Regions from separate parts of the Homo sapiens genome. Here all the other regions are linked to region 1. The links are chromatin contacts, found by Hi-C or POLR2A ChIA-PET in ENCODE. All regions are on one chromosome and are shown on one strand. The core of a region is the stretch at or near the end of the contact, and the rest is flanking DNA. Distances in the headings are between cores, read along the strand shown.

Region 1 (3,578 bases), core at 485-2,984:
TTTCTTTTCTTTTTCTTTTTTTTTTTTTTTTTTGCAACAGTCTCGTTCTGTCGCCCAGGAGGAGTGCAGTGGCACAATCTCGGCTCACTACAACCTCCGCCTCCCGGGTTCGGGTTCAAGAGATCCTAGTGTGTCAGCCTCCCAAGTAGCTGGGATTACAGGCAAGTGCCACCACGCCCGGCTAATTTTGTACTTTTAGTAGAGACAGGGTTTCGCCATGTTGGTCAGGCTGGTCTCAAACTCCTAACCTTAGGTGATCCACCTGCTTCAGCCTCCCAAAGTGCTGGGATTACAGGCGTGAGCCACCACACCCAGCCTCATGCATACATTAAGTATTTCTTGCCCTCCTGCTGGATATAAAGCCCTGTGTCAGATGCTGGGGGCATGGGAATGAATACGATAGACATGTCCCCTACTCTTTTGTTGAGGATAGGGTTTTAGCCTTTCAGAAACAAAATCTGGCCCGGTGCATGAGGTCGTTTGTGTGTTCTGGTGACAGGTCATCCCTGTGGGTGCTCCCTGGGCAGATATGTCCTACTCAAATTAGTCAGACTCTCTTTCAAAGTGTGCCCCTTAGGAAGCCATGAGAAGCCCAGTGTGCCAAGAACACTCTTTTGTGATTCTAAAACCATCCCCGGGGATTAGGACTAGACACAAACTATGAAGACTAATAGGTAAATAGGAGAGTTCGACAGAGTGATACCTAAGGGGCTCTTTGCAATGCAGTAACAATCTGCTTTCTGTGTTTATGCATTGACCAACCCTCCCCCACTTCACCCCCAATATTCTTTTAAGTAGGAGTTGAAGGGTATAAAAGCTCAGCCTTTTTTTTTTTTTTTTTTTTTTTTTGAGATGGTCTCGCTCAGTGGCCCAGGCTGGAGTGCAGTGGCACCATCTCAGCTCACTGCAACCTCCGCCTCCGGGGTTCAAGCGATTCTCCTGCCTCAGCCTCCTGAGTAGTTACAGTGGAGACGTTGTTTCGCTATGTTGGCCAGGCTGGTCTCAAACTCCTGGGCTCAAGTGATCCTCCCACCTCAGCTTCCCAAAATGCTGGGATTACAGGCATGGGCCACTGCGCCCGGCCTCAGCTTATTAATGTAGGTTTTCCTACACTTAAATCAATTACATACAAATCTTCCAGTTTTCTCATTTTAAGTGCATTCTTAGAAATCACGAAAGAAAGCAGAGTGGGCAAGCTGATCATTTTATTCTCCATCTGCAGTCAACTTGCTAAGTAGCTTGCAGTTAACAGCTTTTGCCACGAGAGGGCGATGATTGTTGGAAAGGCAGAGCTGAGTGGGCCAAGGTTGGACCCTGGGGATGTTGATGAAATAGCAACTGGTTATTATGTTCCGTTGATCCAGGGCCAGAAAGAGGAGACAAAGGACCTAAAATGCTTTAGGCTTAGATAGCTAGGTGATATTCTAGGAGGAGAAAATTTGGAACTGCTTCAGTTTCCAGCATTGTGTTATACTTTTATGTGTAAGAGCCTGAAGTTGAACAGAAAAAAAAAAAAAAAGTCGGGGCGGAGCTGTCTTTTCTTTTAAAAATAGACGCATGGAAGCATGTGTTTGTTTGTTCCTACTTGGTGTTTTTGTTTTATTTATAAAATGAAAACAGCTGAAATAATTTCTGGATTGTTCTGAACTTTTGAGCACAGACTCCCAGATGGTTTCTGTGGTCTGGGCCCTCAAAAACCCACCTGATGGGGGATGGCGCCCATCTTTGGAAAAAGCTATTTGAGGCTCTGTGAAGCAGCTCGAGTTTGTTTGTTTTCCCTTGTATTTGAAAATGGAAGTCAAGCATGCTCCCAGGGCAGAGAATTCCGCAACTGTGACCATCTTGCAAGGGGCAGGAAAAGATTTACAGTGTTTTGCTAGACCAATCGCCACTTCCTTCTGGGGTAAAAATCCTTACCAGCAACTCCTTACCAGCGACTCCTCTTCTGGCTAAATTGGAGTAGCATTTTCCTATCAAAGTCATTTAAGATACAGATTATTCAATAACCTGAGAGAAGGGTGGAGTATTCATTTCTAATGACTTCACAGAATTCCAGTCCTCTCTGAGCCCGAAGAGTTGTTGACTATCATCAGGTGTTAGGCCTCACATCTTTCATTTGCTAACAGTATTTTACTGTCTATGAAAATGGTTAACTGGTCGGGCACAGTGGCTCACACCTGTAATCCCAGCACTTTGGGAGGCCGAGGTGGGCGGATCACTTGAGGTCAGGAGTTCAAGACCAGCCTGGCCAACATGGTGAAACCCTGTATCTACTAAAAATACAAAAATTAGCCAGGCATGGTGACACGTGCCTGTAATCCCAGCTACTCAGGAGGCTGAGGCAGGAGAATCGCTTGAACCTGGGAGGTGGAGGTTGAAGTGAGCCAAGATCATACCACTGCATTCCACCTGGGTGACAGAGTGAGACTCTGTCTCAAAAAAAAAAAAAAAAAAAAAAGAAAAAGAAAATTGTTAACTGCCCTTAAAAATATAGTCGTTCTCCTTCGACACTCAAAAGTTCTCTATTTGCAAATGAAGTTCATATGAATTTGTTAATGATTCACTTCTCAGTAATTGGCAATCCCAAATTAATCAGATTTCCTTGCACTAATGGTTTCTTTAATAAATGATATTAGATGGTAATAGAAAGGACAGTCTTGGCAATAACTGCTTAAATCATAGCATGAGGGATTTAGATTTTCATCAGCAGCTTGCACCAGAAGCAGAGTCTGACTGAATATTATCTCCTTTGTAGATTAGATAGAAGAAGAATTAGGGAGATACAAAGAAGCATTTTCTAAGCATAGTTAGACTCTGATTTTGGTGACAGTACGAACTAGGGAAGTTGGAAAATGCCTCATTGGCCTAAAACTGGTAACATATAATAAACTAGGACTGGAGGCAAAATTACAGAAGTTTTTTTGGTAATTCTCTTGGGCTCTTTCTGGGGGATTCTTAGTCTTATAGAATTTTGCTACTTGATGCTCATCCATGGCCTGTGGAATGTATCGTCCTTTCATGTGGGTGTGGGGAGAAAAGGACTGGGGCAGTGGGAAAGGGGAGGCCCCATTGTTGCCAACACCAAGCCCAAGCTTTCTGTAGATGTGGCTCCCCATTTTCAACTAGAAGAAGAGAAATTTTTCATGTTCTAGCTTGAGAAGCCATGCTCTTAAGTTATTTGACCCTGTACATCCTCGACCCTTCAAAATATTTAAATTATTCCACACTTCAGCGCTGGCATCACAGATTATACGATAATAATTTACCAAGCTTCTTTTCTGCAAACAGGTAAAGGAGGAGGAGACATGGGTGGTAATGTAATTTCTGGATAGTTTAAACCTAAAAGCCTGCTATTAAGAGAAAAGGGGAAAATGACTGTTCAAGACCTGTATCTTGAAAGAATGCTGTTTATCTAGTATTCAGGGGCCAGGGAGTGTGTCTGTGGGTAAACTAAGCAATTCCTCCAAGAATTCTGACGGGAAACAGTTTTGGGGTTTGTCATAGTTTCTAATATTCTCTTAAAATAATCTGTTTCCCAACAAGTAAAAGCAGACGTCATTTCACGTAAAGAATTTCTC
Region 2 (3,914 bases), core at 994-3,493, 270 kb after region 1:
TCATGCCAGCTCACCATACCATAACTGAAAGGGCTGTATGACACTATTATTGTTGGAGTAAGGTACTTTGATACATGAGAGGTTTGACATTTTGCCTGTGCCCTCAGAGAACCTTAAAACTAGGACTAACAAGGTGACGGTGCCTTGCAGTCAAGTAGCACAGATTGTCTAAGTGTTCCAGGCAGGAGTGAGGAGGAGACACCAGTGTAGGCTCGGTAAGATGCTCAGAAAAGCCTCTGTGGAGGTGGCAGGCCTATGTTGGCTCTCAAACTTTAGGGTTTAGAAGGTCAGAAAGGAAGAAGCACTTCAGGTGGAACAAATCAACTGGGGACATGGCTGGGCAGCAGAAAGGGGTGCGGAGTTTGGGGGTGGCAGGGCATAGTGTGGTCTGGCTGGAGTAAGCGTGGAGCTACAGGATCGTAGGAGCTAAGTTTGGAAAGGGCTGGGAGACCTCAAGGAGCACGTCCAGCTTGGACTTCATCATGAGGATGGTGGGGAGCAATTTTCATTTTAAAATGGGGGAGCGACAAGCTGAAAATGGTTTTGGGGAAAGAGTGGTGGGCTGGCGAGCTGTTCCTTGCCCCAAGATCTGACTCAAATTTTATTCTTGGTCAGTGGTAAAGAAAGTGAGGGGCAAGGGAAACAAACAGAAGATGGGGACTAAGGTCTGTGGAAATAAATAAAACACCACCAGAGCCAGAGGAGGCGTGTGCCCTGGGTGAAGTTTGTTTTTCATCCCATGGGTAACATTTATGAGTTACTGTTCAGCAAGAATGCCTTGCGGAGGTCTCTGTGGACTGAGCTGAGGCTCCAGCCTGTGGCAGCCCAGGAATTGCTGCCATATTTAGAGCTTCCAACAGAGGGTTTCATTTTCCTTGGCTTTGGTGCCAAGAAAAGAGGGGTTCTCACACTTGCTGTCCAGCAGGGCCAAAGCATGACCAGCAGGAGGAGCATGGAGGTTGGGTTCTGGCACTGCCCACCACCTGGCACCTCAGCCACTAATCAGACAACAGGCTAGGCAATTATCCGGGCATCTGACTTTAGCTACCTGTCCTTTTGTTTAAAGCCCTTTCGTGTGCTTGGCACCTTATGGATACTCAACAAGGTCTGTTTAATGAATGCGTTCTCCCCACCCAGATTCTCAATGCCTTGCTCCCTGTTCTCTAGCCTGTCTCCCGACCACTGGCACCTCTGCCCATTCCCAGTGTGTCTTTGTCATCCCTCTGCCATCCTGATTGCCTCCCTGTATCCTGCTCTTCTTTCAAAGCCAACCTCCAGCAGAGTTCTCCCTGTCTTCTCCAGCCTTGCAGGCTTTCTCCTCCCAAACTCCTACAGCCCTGACTGTTCAGCCCATTCTTCAGGACTTGGCTCTTCACCTCTCTGCAAGCTCCCTGAGGTCAGGCATAGTTGTTCCACATTTCATTCTACTGCTCACAGCCCCATCGTAGGAAGAGAGAATCATTAATATATATTGAATGAGCAGAGGGAATAAGCCATTGCTGGGGGAAAAATACAGTTTTATTTCCCAAATTGCTCAATGTTATTTGAGAGCATGATAATAAATTTGGAAAAGACTTTTAGCATTTCCTGTGGCTTTTGATGACTTCTTTACAAAGGAATGGAAATGTGCGCAGACATCTCACTTCTCATCAGAGCAAGAGAGGGCAGAATTGGGGGAAAGCAAGTGTTCGCGCTGTGGCATGAATCAGATCCCACAATACTAGACATGTGACCATGTGAACAGGCCTCAGATCAGGATTCTTTATAAAGGAAGCCCAGGACAGATTCTCTACCAGCTCTCTCCTCTTTCACTTTTCCTCTTTCTTTGCTTTCCTTTTTTTAATAGGGAGGGGAGAAGGGGTTATGAGGATGGGGGTAGGAGAGTGAGGGATCCCGTGCTTTCTCCCCCTTCTCTTGCTGTTTTGAAATACTTTAAATTCCAGGAACCAGAAGTTCTGGCAACATGTTGGGATTAGTAAGGCAGATCCTAGGATATTTCACTATTAGCATGTGATCAAGCATCAGTCCTGATTAAAAGTCTAAACAAATGTTTTCTTTGAAATTAAAGTGTCTGAAATAAAGAAGAGAGAACTGACCCTTAAAATCATATTCTGTACTTGAAAAGAGTTCTGACAACTGTCTGTCCCGGTTATGTGCACCCCCGCCCCCCACCCGCCTTTTTCCATCCAGAATGTTTGACGACACTGCCAGGGGAATTTCTGCCCCCTCCTTCCTGTATATACCCAGTGCTGGCCTCTGAGGCAGTCCAGCTCTGTTTTCTCATGACACAGTGATTATTTTTGGCATTGCAGATATTTTTTCTAATGTTATTACCCAGCCCCCTTCTTGGTTGCCTTTTGTGGAGCAATCTTTTGGGTAACTCCCTGTAAATTTGAGGGTTAATTTTAGTTCGGTGTGGTAGAGGAGGCAGTGGGAGAGAGGAGGAACGACTTCTACTCCGAAGCGCCCCACCCCCACCTTAAGAGGAGCCGGAGAGGTCCTCTCACGCCCTGCTCATGAAAGAGCTTGCTTTCACCAGCTCTGTGCTCACCATTCATCCTTTCTGCCGGCGGGCTTGAGGATATGGATATCCAGAGGTGACGCTGGGGGCTGCACCTCGGGGATGGCATCTTAATGACTTGACTTGGCGGGTGTTAGAACAGCCCCATTCAGAGTGAGTTCACTCCCTGCGCAGTTGGCTCACTCGGCCTCTGTCCATAGAGTTCTCTTGTTCACGCTGCAGGAGGAAATGGAGATTTCCAAGTGGGAAGGAGCCTTCCCGATGCTTTAACTCTTCACTGAAGGGAAGAGGAGCTGCAGAGAGCGAAATAAAATCTAAGCCGCCCCAGCTGCAGCGCCTGGGAGAGGAGCAAGGCTGGGCTGGGGATGGAGGCCAAGGCAGCTGGGATCACTTTTTCTTTCCTCCTTGAGAGGGAAAGGAAAAGAGCAAAGGGCATTTTTGATTGTCTTTCACAATCAGCAAATATTTACCCAGTTTGTCTGCCCTAGCCCAGGTTCCACTGAAGGATACACGAAAGTGGAAGATGTTGTGTCTGTGCCCTTCCCCTGGTACTTACAGCACAGTTATAGGAGTAGAACGTTTGCATAGAAAAGCCACCAAGACAGGGAGGCCTTTAATAAGGGCCTATGAGTAGTGTGGGCAGGAAGTACCCTGGAGAATGTTGCTAAGGGGCCAGGGACACTGCTGGAAGAAGTAGGGCTTGGGCTGGTCCTAAGGGGTGGGTTTTGAAGAAATAGGAAGGAATAAAATGATACAGGTAGGGAAGACTTGAAGGAGGAGAGGGACATTAATGTAGGGCTTAGTAAAATCCCATAAAGAAAGCTACAAAGAGAACAGGATTCTTCCTGGCCAGAGAGAAGATTGGACTTGTTGGACTTTACGTGCCTCAGATTAGGATGGCAGCAGGCAGCACTAACCCTGCCAGATGGCATCTTCAGTCTCAAGATCGCACGTGTTCCTGGGTCTCTTTCTACTCAAAGTGTGAGGTCACAGACTAGTAGAATCAGCATCCTCTGAGGGTTGTTAGGAAGGCAGAATCCCAGGCTTCAGCCCAGATCCTACTGAGCCTGCACTGTAACAAGATCCCTGGGTGATTCCTGGCCACAGCAAAGGTTGGGAAGTGCTGCTCTGGGTGACTCCACAGGCAGCTGTCAGCAGCACTAGTTCAGACCCCAGATTTGATTCACAGAGGTGACAAAACACCAACAGACACACACACCTTGAGTGTCCGCAGGGTGACTCTTCCCAGATGGAAACCGTCTATTCTAATTAAGAGCCGGGTTAGAATTCTTAGGAAAGATCTAGAACAGTGAGCAGCTTTGAGGAATCCACAGAACTGAAGTCATTGACGTGGTTTTTATCCGATGTCTCCAGTTTGTACCACTTTGTACTA
Region 3 (3,827 bases), core at 42-2,541, 470 kb after region 1:
TTTCTATTGCTATGTCTTCAGTGTCACAGATATTTCATTCCACAATGTCTAACCTACTGTTAAGTTCAGCCACTGAATTATTCATTACAGGTGTTGTATTTTTTAGCTCCAGAAGTTCCATTTGGTTATTTTCTATATCTTCCAGTTTTTTCTTCACTATGTTCATGTTTTCCTTTAAATCCTTGTTTTATTTTAATTTTTTAAGTCCTTGTCTGCTAACGTTATTATCTCTGTCATTTTGGGGTTTGTTTCTATTAAATGATTTTTCTCCTGATTTTGGGTTCTATTTGCCTACTTATTTGCATATCTAGTATTTTTAACATTCTGAATTTAATGTTGTTAAATGTCTGTATTTTGTTGTTTTAAAAATGGTAAAATTTGTTTTGGCTGGCAGTTACGGTAGTAGCGGATGAACTTCCTCTTTTTGAGGCTGCTTTCTAAACCTTGTTGGAGGAAGTCTAGAGTTACCTCACTTTTCGGCTTAGTTAGCCCTTCTCCTAATGCCTTACCCTTTTGGGATTTCTACTGAATTCCCTGGACAGTCAGCAAGGTTTCTTCACATTGGCGAGTTGAAACTCAAACATTGCCCAGTGAGCCCTGGGAACCAATCAGCTCACAGCTCCGCAGTAGTTCTTTGCATCGCACTGTGAAGTTTCACCTTATGCATGTGCAGCTTAGTATTCAGCAACAGATTCACAGGGATTCCAGGAGCCTGTTTTGCTGTTATATTCTCTCCTTTCTGATACTCTGCCTTGAAAAGTCTGCTCAACTATCTCCTCAACTCAGCAAGACCACTATGCTCTGCTTGGGTTCCCCCTCATTGTGCTGCAATTTAGACAGCATTTTTCAGCAGAAAGTTAGAGTGATAGGGTTTGCCCCATTTGTTCCCTACTTTCAGGAATCACGGTGCTGTGCTACATGCTGTTCAATGTCTGAAAAGAGAGGTTTCATATATTCTGTTCAATTTTAAAGTTGCTCACATTAGAAAGGTACAGCCAATACCAGTTATTTGGGTATGGTAGAGGTGGAAATCTCTACTCCCTCTACATGAAGCACATTAATAAAGTGATCTGCTTCTCCAGTCTCTTCTCAGGAGCCTGGGTTGCAAGCAACAGAAGCTGTTTGTGGCTGATTAAACAGAAAGAAATCTTAAAAGGATCACAGGCAGGTCACAGGATTTAGAAAGGCTAGAGAAGCTGCTCAAGATAGAAACAGTGTCCGACACATGACTCAGGAACTAATTTGATGAGAAAACCACTTTCAATACCATTGCTTTCACCAAACCCTAGACAACTCATGTGTACAGTTGTCACTTCTGAACCAGGAACTCAATTATACCACAACCAACACCACTGCCTGCCCTGATGTGCCACTTCCTGGGTCAGGAACTGAACTGTGTACCCACCACTAAAGCTGCAGCCTCCAGAGACAATGTGCCCTGTATTTAACTCTGGCTACACTAGCTTTTAAGTCTGACAAGGAAAGCAAGAGTCTGTAATTTCAGCTTCTATAAGGAAGGGATATTCTTTTCTTCCCACCAAGGCTCACCATGTAGAAGATTCTTCAAACCCAAAATGTGGTTCTGATGTCCAGTGGCCAAAACATCCACTATGGAAGAACAACTCTGTGTGAGTCTTGGGATGGTTTTCTGGCACTCTTGGTTCTGAAACATAAAATAAAATCATTAATTTCATTTTTGGAGGAGGGATCTGTGATCTAGCCTCCTTTGGAGCCTATGAGAGGAGACCACTCCTAAATCATATGAGTATTCCATACCAGCAACCTCTAAGGAAATGTCCTTTCCTATAGTTCAGCAATGGGTGGTGATGCCATCAGTCACAATGACTAGTCTCCTGACCTTAGGTTGCAGCAGAAAACAGTTAGAAATGAAAATGGCAAAACATTAAGAGCGCTTGAGCCGAAGTTCTCAGAGGCTGGGCCATTCTTCTGAGTTTCTGGTATGTAATCAACTAGAAAAAGAGATCTATGTACATTCTAACTGGGAATGAAAACCAGGCAAACCAATCCTACTGGATTTATTTATCAGCGTGATCATTAGGAACCAGTGACCTTTAAGAAATTGCTGTGGTGTTTAACTCATTGCAGTGTACCTACACTGGAGTGCAAAGAGAAGAGGGTGCCAATGGGAGGTTTTAGTGGCAGGGAGAAAAATAGGGATAGGGGTAGGTAGGGCATGTGGCAGGATGCTGCAGGGAAGGCCAACAGGCACCCTGGGGAGTGAAGAGGCTGCAGTGTGAGGATTCTGGGCATTGTGGTGGGAAGAAGCATAACATAACAGCAGGGCAGCACCAGTGTTAAAGAATGCCCATCATTTTATCTCCTTACCAGTGACTTCTAAGAAGATGGTTCACAGAGGGAGAAGAATACAGGCCAAAATTAGGGATTCAGTCAGTATGGACTCCTGTATTGACAATCCACCTGAAATTTGGAACAAATCACAGATTAGATTTGGAGCCATCTCATCTTCCTCTCCTCTTAACATTTGCCTCTCTCCTAAACTTCTTTTTTTTTTTTTTGAGACAGTGTCTTGCTCTGGCGCCCAGCCTGGAGTGCAGTGGCACCATCTCAGCTCATTGCAACCTCTGCCTCCCGTTTCAAGTGATTCTCCTGCCTCAGCCTCCCGAGTAGCTGGGATTACAGGCACCCGCCACCACGCCTGGCTAATTTTTGTATTTTTAGCGGAGATGGGGTTTCACCATGTTGGCCAGGCTGGTCTCAAACTCCTGACCTCAACTGATCCTCCCATCTCGGCCTCCCAAAGTGCTGGGATTACAGGTATAAGCCACTTTGCCTGGCCTCTCCTAAAATTCTTTATTTCCAGTGTAGCCAGGGGAAGGCCTAGGAACGTTGACCCTTAGGCAATAATGTAGATGTATATTGCTGGTTGCCTCCTCAGCATGCATTCCCCCAGACTTGTCACCCACTGTGCAGAAACCACAGAACCTGGGTAGGTGTGAAACCCCAGCCCCTGTGGGGGCAGGGCTGATATGCCCAATTAGGATAGTCCCAACTCCTTGCCATAGTGATGGTTTTAGGGATGGACAGTAGCCCAGGCCTAAGGCAACAGTCACCTGACAGTTTACTACCCACCATGACTGGTTCAGGGATGAACTAAGTTGAGCTAATCAGAAGAAGTTCAAGACTTTGTTCAATGAGTGGGTCAAGAGAAGCTCTCTTTCCTTCTGGAAAACATGGTATATGGATGGTGATGCCTGGACTTGGTGCAACCATTTTGCTTCCAGGAAAGAAGGTATGCTGAGTAGAAAGTTGACTCATAGAGAAGAAGAAAAACTGAGAGATGTGCAGAAAAAAAAAAAAAGAGTTCTGATCAATTCATGCCTGAAGCTTGGACTGCTTCTGGATTTTTCCATAACAGAAGTCCATACACTTCCCTCATTGCTGAAGCTGGTTCGAGTTGAATTTTCTATGACTTGCAACCTAAAGCATCCTAGCCACAACACCAAATGATCCCTTGGAGTCCATTTTTCCATTTCCTAAGCAGACATGAGGGAACACACAAAATGATGCAAATGAATGTGTTTTAGAACATACTGTCCTCTAGAGTTCTAATCTCAGCTTGATTTAGACAGTCAGTTGCGTGGTTAGGAAACAATCGGAGATGGAAAGGCTCAAAAAGCAAGGAAGAAGTCCAAAGAAGAAGTGGGAAGATAACAACAGAGGACATTAAAAAGAAAAAAAAAAGTAGATGAAATCATAATGTAGATGCCTCAGAGTTATCGTAAAAACCTTGTTCTCTCTCGCCTCCTCTGTCATCCCCACATCCCCACACTGCTACCAAGCCCTGT

The links. Hi-C counts contacts between places; a loop is a spot of excess contacts on that map. ChIA-PET counts read pairs that join two places held with the same protein, here RNA polymerase II (POLR2A). Pooled maps may share reads with other maps.
Region 2: a loop to region 1 is called in a pooled map, with 4 times the contacts of the local background. The contact joins two enhancer-like sites. A Hi-C loop is called at or near these places in 1 of 168 maps with a recorded cell type or tissue (chondrocyte) and 4 of 50 pooled maps. POLR2A ChIA-PET finds 5 or more read pairs at or near these places in 1 of 52 experiments (activated T-cell).
Region 3: a pooled map shows a loop between it and region 1 (2.4-fold over the local background). The contact joins two enhancer-like sites. A Hi-C loop is called at or near these places in 1 of 168 maps with a recorded cell type or tissue (mammary epithelial cell) and 2 of 50 pooled maps. POLR2A ChIA-PET finds 5 or more read pairs at or near these places in 2 of 52 experiments (GM12878 and HEK293).

The regions. Positions count from the first base shown.
Region 1 is chr2:46,061,845-46,065,422 of GRCh38, forward strand. All of the region lies in intron 10 of PRKCE (protein kinase C epsilon), which reads left to right. Among named protein-coding and RNA genes, the nearest start is that of EPAS1, 230 kb to the right of the region's middle. Within about 2 kb of position 1,735, at least 6 of the 41 ENCODE cell types and tissues checked have a DNase peak (open chromatin) inside an H3K27ac peak, as active enhancers do.
Region 2 is chr2:46,333,233-46,337,146 of GRCh38, forward strand. All of the region lies in intron 1 of EPAS1 (endothelial PAS domain protein 1), which reads left to right. Among named protein-coding and RNA genes, the nearest start is that of EPAS1, 38 kb to the left of the region's middle. Within about 2 kb of position 2,244, at least 25 of the 41 ENCODE cell types and tissues checked have a DNase peak (open chromatin) inside an H3K27ac peak, as active enhancers do.
Region 3 is chr2:46,534,265-46,538,091 of GRCh38, forward strand. It overlaps ATP6V1E2 (ATPase H+ transporting V1 subunit E2), which reads right to left. Exons shown (of 5, transcript NM_001318063.2): 3 at 2,347-2,439; 4 at 1,549-1,663. Among named protein-coding and RNA genes, the nearest start is that of RHOQ, 6.3 kb to the right of the region's middle. Within about 2 kb of position 1,292, at least 7 of the 41 ENCODE cell types and tissues checked have a DNase peak (open chromatin) inside an H3K27ac peak, as active enhancers do.